2 separate regions of the Mus musculus genome follow, and region 2 is linked to region 1. A link is a loop called in an ENCODE intact Hi-C map of the cell type or tissue named here. Cell type or tissue: gastrocnemius. All regions are shown on one strand.

Evidence for each region. Peaks named below come from ENCODE experiments on the same cell type or tissue, not always from the same donor. Only the 100,000 strongest peaks of a DNase experiment are listed, where the experiment ranks them.
Region 2: it touches region 1 in a loop (2.3-fold over the local background); 1 of 42 quality-filtered maps calls a loop at or near these places.

The regions. Positions count from the first base shown.
Region 1 is chr7:141,227,278-141,229,777 of GRCm38, forward strand. Gm51460 reads right to left here and starts at 2,339. Exons shown (of 1, transcript XM_030243134.1): 1 at 929-2,339. The coding sequence starts at 1,934. The coding sequence ends at 1,446. It overlaps Phrf1 (PHD and ring finger domains 1), which reads left to right and starts at 1,511. Exons shown (of 18, transcript NM_001081118.1): 1 at 1,511-1,614. In gastrocnemius, a CTCF peak has its summit at 1,161 (motif pointing right); DNase peaks (open chromatin) are centred at 1,193, 1,480 and 1,752; H3K4me3 peaks cover 1,677 bases; H3K27ac peaks cover 1,853 bases.
Region 2 is chr7:141,439,774-141,442,273 of GRCm38, forward strand. Pidd1 (p53 induced death domain protein 1) reads right to left here. Exons shown (of 16, transcript NM_022654.2): 3 at 2,378-2,500; 4 at 1,839-2,048; 5 at 1,702-1,756; 6 at 1,400-1,601; 7 at 1,203-1,328; 8 at 913-1,092; 9 at 685-832; 10 at 458-593; 11 at 230-380; 12 at 19-142. Among named protein-coding and RNA genes, the nearest start is that of Pidd1, 3.0 kb to the right of the region's middle. In gastrocnemius, a CTCF peak has its summit at 1,016 (motif pointing left); a DNase peak (open chromatin) is centred at 1,061.

The sequences.
Region 1 (2,500 bases):
AACTTGCTATGTGCTCCAGGCTAGCCTTGAACTCACACTGGTCCGCCTGTCTCTTCTGAGAGTAAAGGTTATGTCACCCTGTCCAGCCCCAGATCCCTTCTTGATGTATGTGTTTGCTTCTCCTTTTCTTGTTTTCTTCAGTACCCTACCCTTGAGTTTCTTTGTAGAATCTGGACTTTTTAGCACTGAAAGTCCCAGGTTCCAAAGCTGGTCCCCACTACCACCACATTTTATCTCCAAGGCAGCCTTTTGTCCTCTGCTCTCTGGGGATAACCCTAGCTTTCCCTCTTCTAAGTAGACTCCTATCTCCTCATCTTCATATTCTTCCTTCCCTCTCCTCCCTGCCCCTCTCATCCAGTTTCTCAGTAAATCTACAGTCTGTCTTCTCCTCCTTTCTTTTTCTTTTCTTTTCTTTTCTTTTTTTTTTTTTCTTTCTTTCTTTCTTTCTTTCTTTCTTTCTTTCTTTCTTTCCTTTTTTTTTTTTGTTGTTGTTCTTGTTGTTTTCGAGACAGGGTTTCTCTGTATAGCCCTGGCTGTCCTGGAACTCACTCTGAAGACCAGGCTGGCCTTGAACTCAGAAACCCGCCTGCCTGCCTCTGCATCCCAAGTGCTGGGATTAAAAGCGTGCACCACCACTGCCCGGCTACAGTCTGTCTTCTATTCCTATCAAAAGCCATCCCTTCTGAGCCACAGTGGTCCCTGGACCACAAAATGGGCAGTTGAGTCCAGTGAGCCATGATTGCCACCTGTTTAGTACCTCAGTGTCCTCTGATCCCCTCAGCCTCTAGGTCAGTCTCAGTTTTGTGGGTCTGAATTTTCCCTGAGTCCTCTCATGGTTCTTCCCCTAATCCTATTATGCTCCATACTTTGACCCCTCTCACCAGGCCTTTATGCGTACTAGGCAAGAAAGTGTCCTACTGCCAGGCGGTAACCTCTAGTTCTGTTCTTTCTATTAATTATCTGTGCCATACAATTAAGTTCTTCACGGTGTTCACAAGTTACTGTGCCTCTCCTCGCCGGGCTGAAGGGGACGGAGGAGCTCGTATATACAGGATCCATCATGATTAACTGCATACTGGAAGGGAACCTGAAGACCCAGGGGACATCCTGAAGCTTTTCTCTAGCGCTCCTCCAGCCGCGGGCTGCAGTTAAGTCCAGCCACCAGGAGGAGGCGCTCACGGGAGGGCGGGACGGTTGTGGGCGGAGACGTGGTCCCGGGGCCGCTCCCATTCATCGCGGCGGATGGGGAGTCGGACTGTACCAACTGCATGGAGGTGAGACCCACAGCCTGGTTTAGTGCACTGGTGAGAGCTCGGACAGCACACGCTCAGCAAAACACTGCTCTCCTCTGACAGTACTTGTGATGGGCTAGTCGGTGTTCTGAGAGGAAGGGGACGCGCTAACGTCTCGTCATCCTCCGCCGCGAGTTCCTCCCCGTTTTGGCCTTAGTAGTTTCCACCAACGGGCAGGGCAGAAAGTTCCGGAAGAGTATGGGTGCACTTCCGGGTCGGGGAGCGCGCGGCGACGGCGGCGGCGGCTGACCGGCCTACTTGCGGTCGTGTTCGGACAGAGGCGGGATCGTCTAGGAGCGTCCGGGAGGCGCGAGGTTCCCGGGTACGTGCGGTAGCCGCTCTGGCCCGGTGTCCCTGTCGCGTCCGGCCGCGCGGGCCACCTATGGTGGCCGTACGCTTTGTCTGTGGCCTTCCGGGCCGGCTAGGCCTACGTCGCTCTGGCCGCGGGTCGGTCCGGAGGACGAGAGGGTGGCTGAGGCCTCGAGCTGAGCCCCGGAACGTCCGGCTGCGACCGGGAGGCCCATGGGCGTGGTGCCGGCCACCTGTCTGGTCATGCGGGAACCTGGACTGGTGCATAAGAAAGGTGTGACCCCTAGCTACCTGGTTTTCTGTCCTGATGGCCCTCGCCCTGGCCAGCACCATCTGAACTTGCCCAAATTGTGCTTGATGTCGCGATTATCGTTTTCCTTAGTTCGAGGAGCCCTCCCAGCATTCTCGAGTAGGCACCACTGTCGGAGCTTTACAGCCATAGTTCGGAGAGGTAAAGTCACTTGTCAGTGTTACATCGCTGCAGAGTGGCAGAGCCAACATTGCTTTCAAACCTGTCTTCCTGTCTTGTGTTTGAACCCCGGGTTGCTCCCATCGTGTCTTGAAAGGAGTACTCTGCAACAGAAAACAGTAACGTGTCTGGCGACTGTCATCTTGGCCAGTGGTTGGAAGCACAGTTGGAGTTTGAGATTGACTTGCAGCTCGGCATTCCTCCTTTCTCCCCATAGACCACTCTATACTCATTCCTCTGGGAAGAATGCTGAGTGAAAAGGGCAACCTGTGGCGTCACTCAGCACTGAGAGAAAGCCAAGACTTGTGTGAGTGAGGTTCACAGAGTTCCTTATAGCTCCTCTTTTCTGAAAACTGGGACCATGACCGAGGTCCCCGTCATGAATGGGCCAAAGCTCTGTGTCTATCTCAGTCTGCATTTTCTAATATCA
Region 2 (2,500 bases), 210 kb after region 1:
CCTGGAAAAGAGACCTACCTGCATCTACATCAATGCCCCGCTCAAAGGCTGCAAAGAACTTCTCACCCTCAAACATCTCCACAGTCTCAGAGGGTTCAGGGCCACGGTAGCGAACCAGCAGCCGACTCAGGGTGGCATCTACCTGTGGGGCACCCACCAGGGATCAGAGGCCAAAGCTTTGTACCCAGCCTGGCCTTCAGGTCACCCCTCTGTCTTCCTGCTGCCCCACCTTGTTCCGTGGCAGGCACTGCAGCAGAACCTGCTCAGGGTCTCGGCGCCTCTGCAGTGCAATGAGATTCACACGGTGCAGTCGCAGCCGTTCCCAGGCCTTCCGGGCCAGGCCCCCCACACAGGTTTTGGTGGTATACCAGAGCCAGTACCTGGAAGTGCCAGAGTTGAGGTGTGGCCATACAGAGGAAGGGCAGAAGGGGTCCTGCGGAAGCTAGGGGACACTGACCAGGAGAAGTGCGTGACCTGGAAGCGTGCATACAGGTGGGTGAATTCCAGTGCCACCTGAGTGGTGATATCATCCCAGGTGGTTGTCAGGGGTGTTCGGTAGAGCAGATGCAGGTGGGAGCGGTCTAGACTGAAGCCTGGATGGAAAATGACAGAAGGCTGAAGCCCCTCTGAATGCTATTCCCCCCTCTAAGCACCCACCTTTAGTCCTGTGGCGTGCAGCTTCACCTGTAACGCCAGGAGGCAGGGGCAACTGCACAGTGACAGGTTGTAGGAAGCTGGGGGGGCCGCTCTGTGAAAGGCACAGCAGAGGGCTTACTGATGCCTCTGATTCTTCCAGAAGGGTTCTCAGCTCTAGTCCAGCCATATGCACTACCTAGACAGAGAACCATTTCAGTGCCCTCCTGTCTGCTGAGGCACCACCTCCCGCCACCCTTGGTACTACCCTGTCAATACCTGCATGGAGACTTGCCGAGGCTCTTCTGTAACCCCAGGGGGAAAAGTGACTCTGACCCCAGGATGACCTGAGGAGCAGAGAAGTGCTCCCTCTGGTGGCAAAAGGCAAGTGTTGGATACTGGGCGTAAAACGACCAGGAACCAGGAGAAGTGGGGCACCTGGCAGCGAGCCCAGAGCCTCTGGAACACGGGGGAAGAGAGAGTCAGGGCAGGAGACAGTGGGCAGGGTGGGTGGTGTCAGGGCAAGCTGCTCCTTTCCCCTCACTCCCAAAGGCCTAGGCAGCTGTCACCTTGGGTGCCTCTTCCTCCAGTTGGGTCTCTAGGTCATTCCAGGTGTTGTTACTCCGTGTCCTCACAACTACCTCACGACAGCGACGGACTCGTGGAGGGACAAAGAGCAGCCATAAGCTCACATCCTGTAGGCCACAATAGTGTGAGACGGGGCCAGGACTAGGCAATACCTGCTCCCTACCCATCCTGGACATACTTGCTGGAAAGCCACCCCATGGGGCTGCAGCTCCAGGACACTACTAAGCAGGAAGTCATGAGGTCCCAGAGAGACCAGGCCTGGCTCGGGCAACCAGAGTCGATAGTGGATGGTGACAGGCGTGGTGGTGGCTCCTGCTGGAAACTGTAGGCGGACACCACAGGCCAGGGTCACAGAACAGCCATGGGGAGTCACAAGGAAGCTGAGTAAGAAGAGAGGTAAGAGGGCTGAGAGACAAGGTACCCCAGTGTGGCCTGGGAGGCAGGGGAGACGATGTGTTCTAGCCACATTCCCACCAATACCTGTCCAAATCTGAGGTCAGCAATAGCCTGGGCATTTCTGGAACCTGGGATATGTCTGCACAAGGGACAGGTGACAGTCAGAATGGTGATGTGCCTTCACCCTCTCACAGCCTGGCTATACCCCATGCCAAGCCTACCTGGGGGACTTGGGGGTGCTGGAGAGGCCTCGCCCAGAGGGTTCCCCTGCAGGCGCACAAAGGGAGCGTCTAGTAACTCAGCAGGCAGGTCTCGGAGCCGGTTGTCCCTCAGGTCAAGCCGAGTGATCAGTGGCAGGTGGACCAGGCCAGTGGGCACTGAGGTCAGGAGGTTGCTGTGCAGAACAAGGAGCCGCAGGGACCGCAGCCCCGCTGCAGGCAAGTGCTGGCTTAGGGCTACTCATGGTGGCCCTGTGACAAGAACACTCAAACTAAAGGCTTCTGGCTCTATCACAGGGTGGGACAATGACACACGTGAATTATAGGCAACCAAGAGGTAGAAAGAAAAGGGACATCTGGAAGCAGTGAAGGTTCCCAGGGCAAGAGCACACGGTTCAGGGGCCTCTGTGGAAGAAGGGGGGACAGGGTCCTAAGACTTTAGGTTGCAGGGGGGGTGGGCACATGGGAGTGGCGCTCTGGGCAGTAGCTGAGAGTCGCTCAGTACTGGTTGGTGAAACAAAGCTGACACCGTAGCTACTCACCGAGGGAAGCTGGGAGACTCTGCAGCCGGTTGGAGGCCAGATTGAGCTCACTGAGGCTGCGCAGGTTTCCAATCTCAGAGGGTATGGTGTCTAGAAGGTTCTCAGAGAGATCGAGACGCTGAA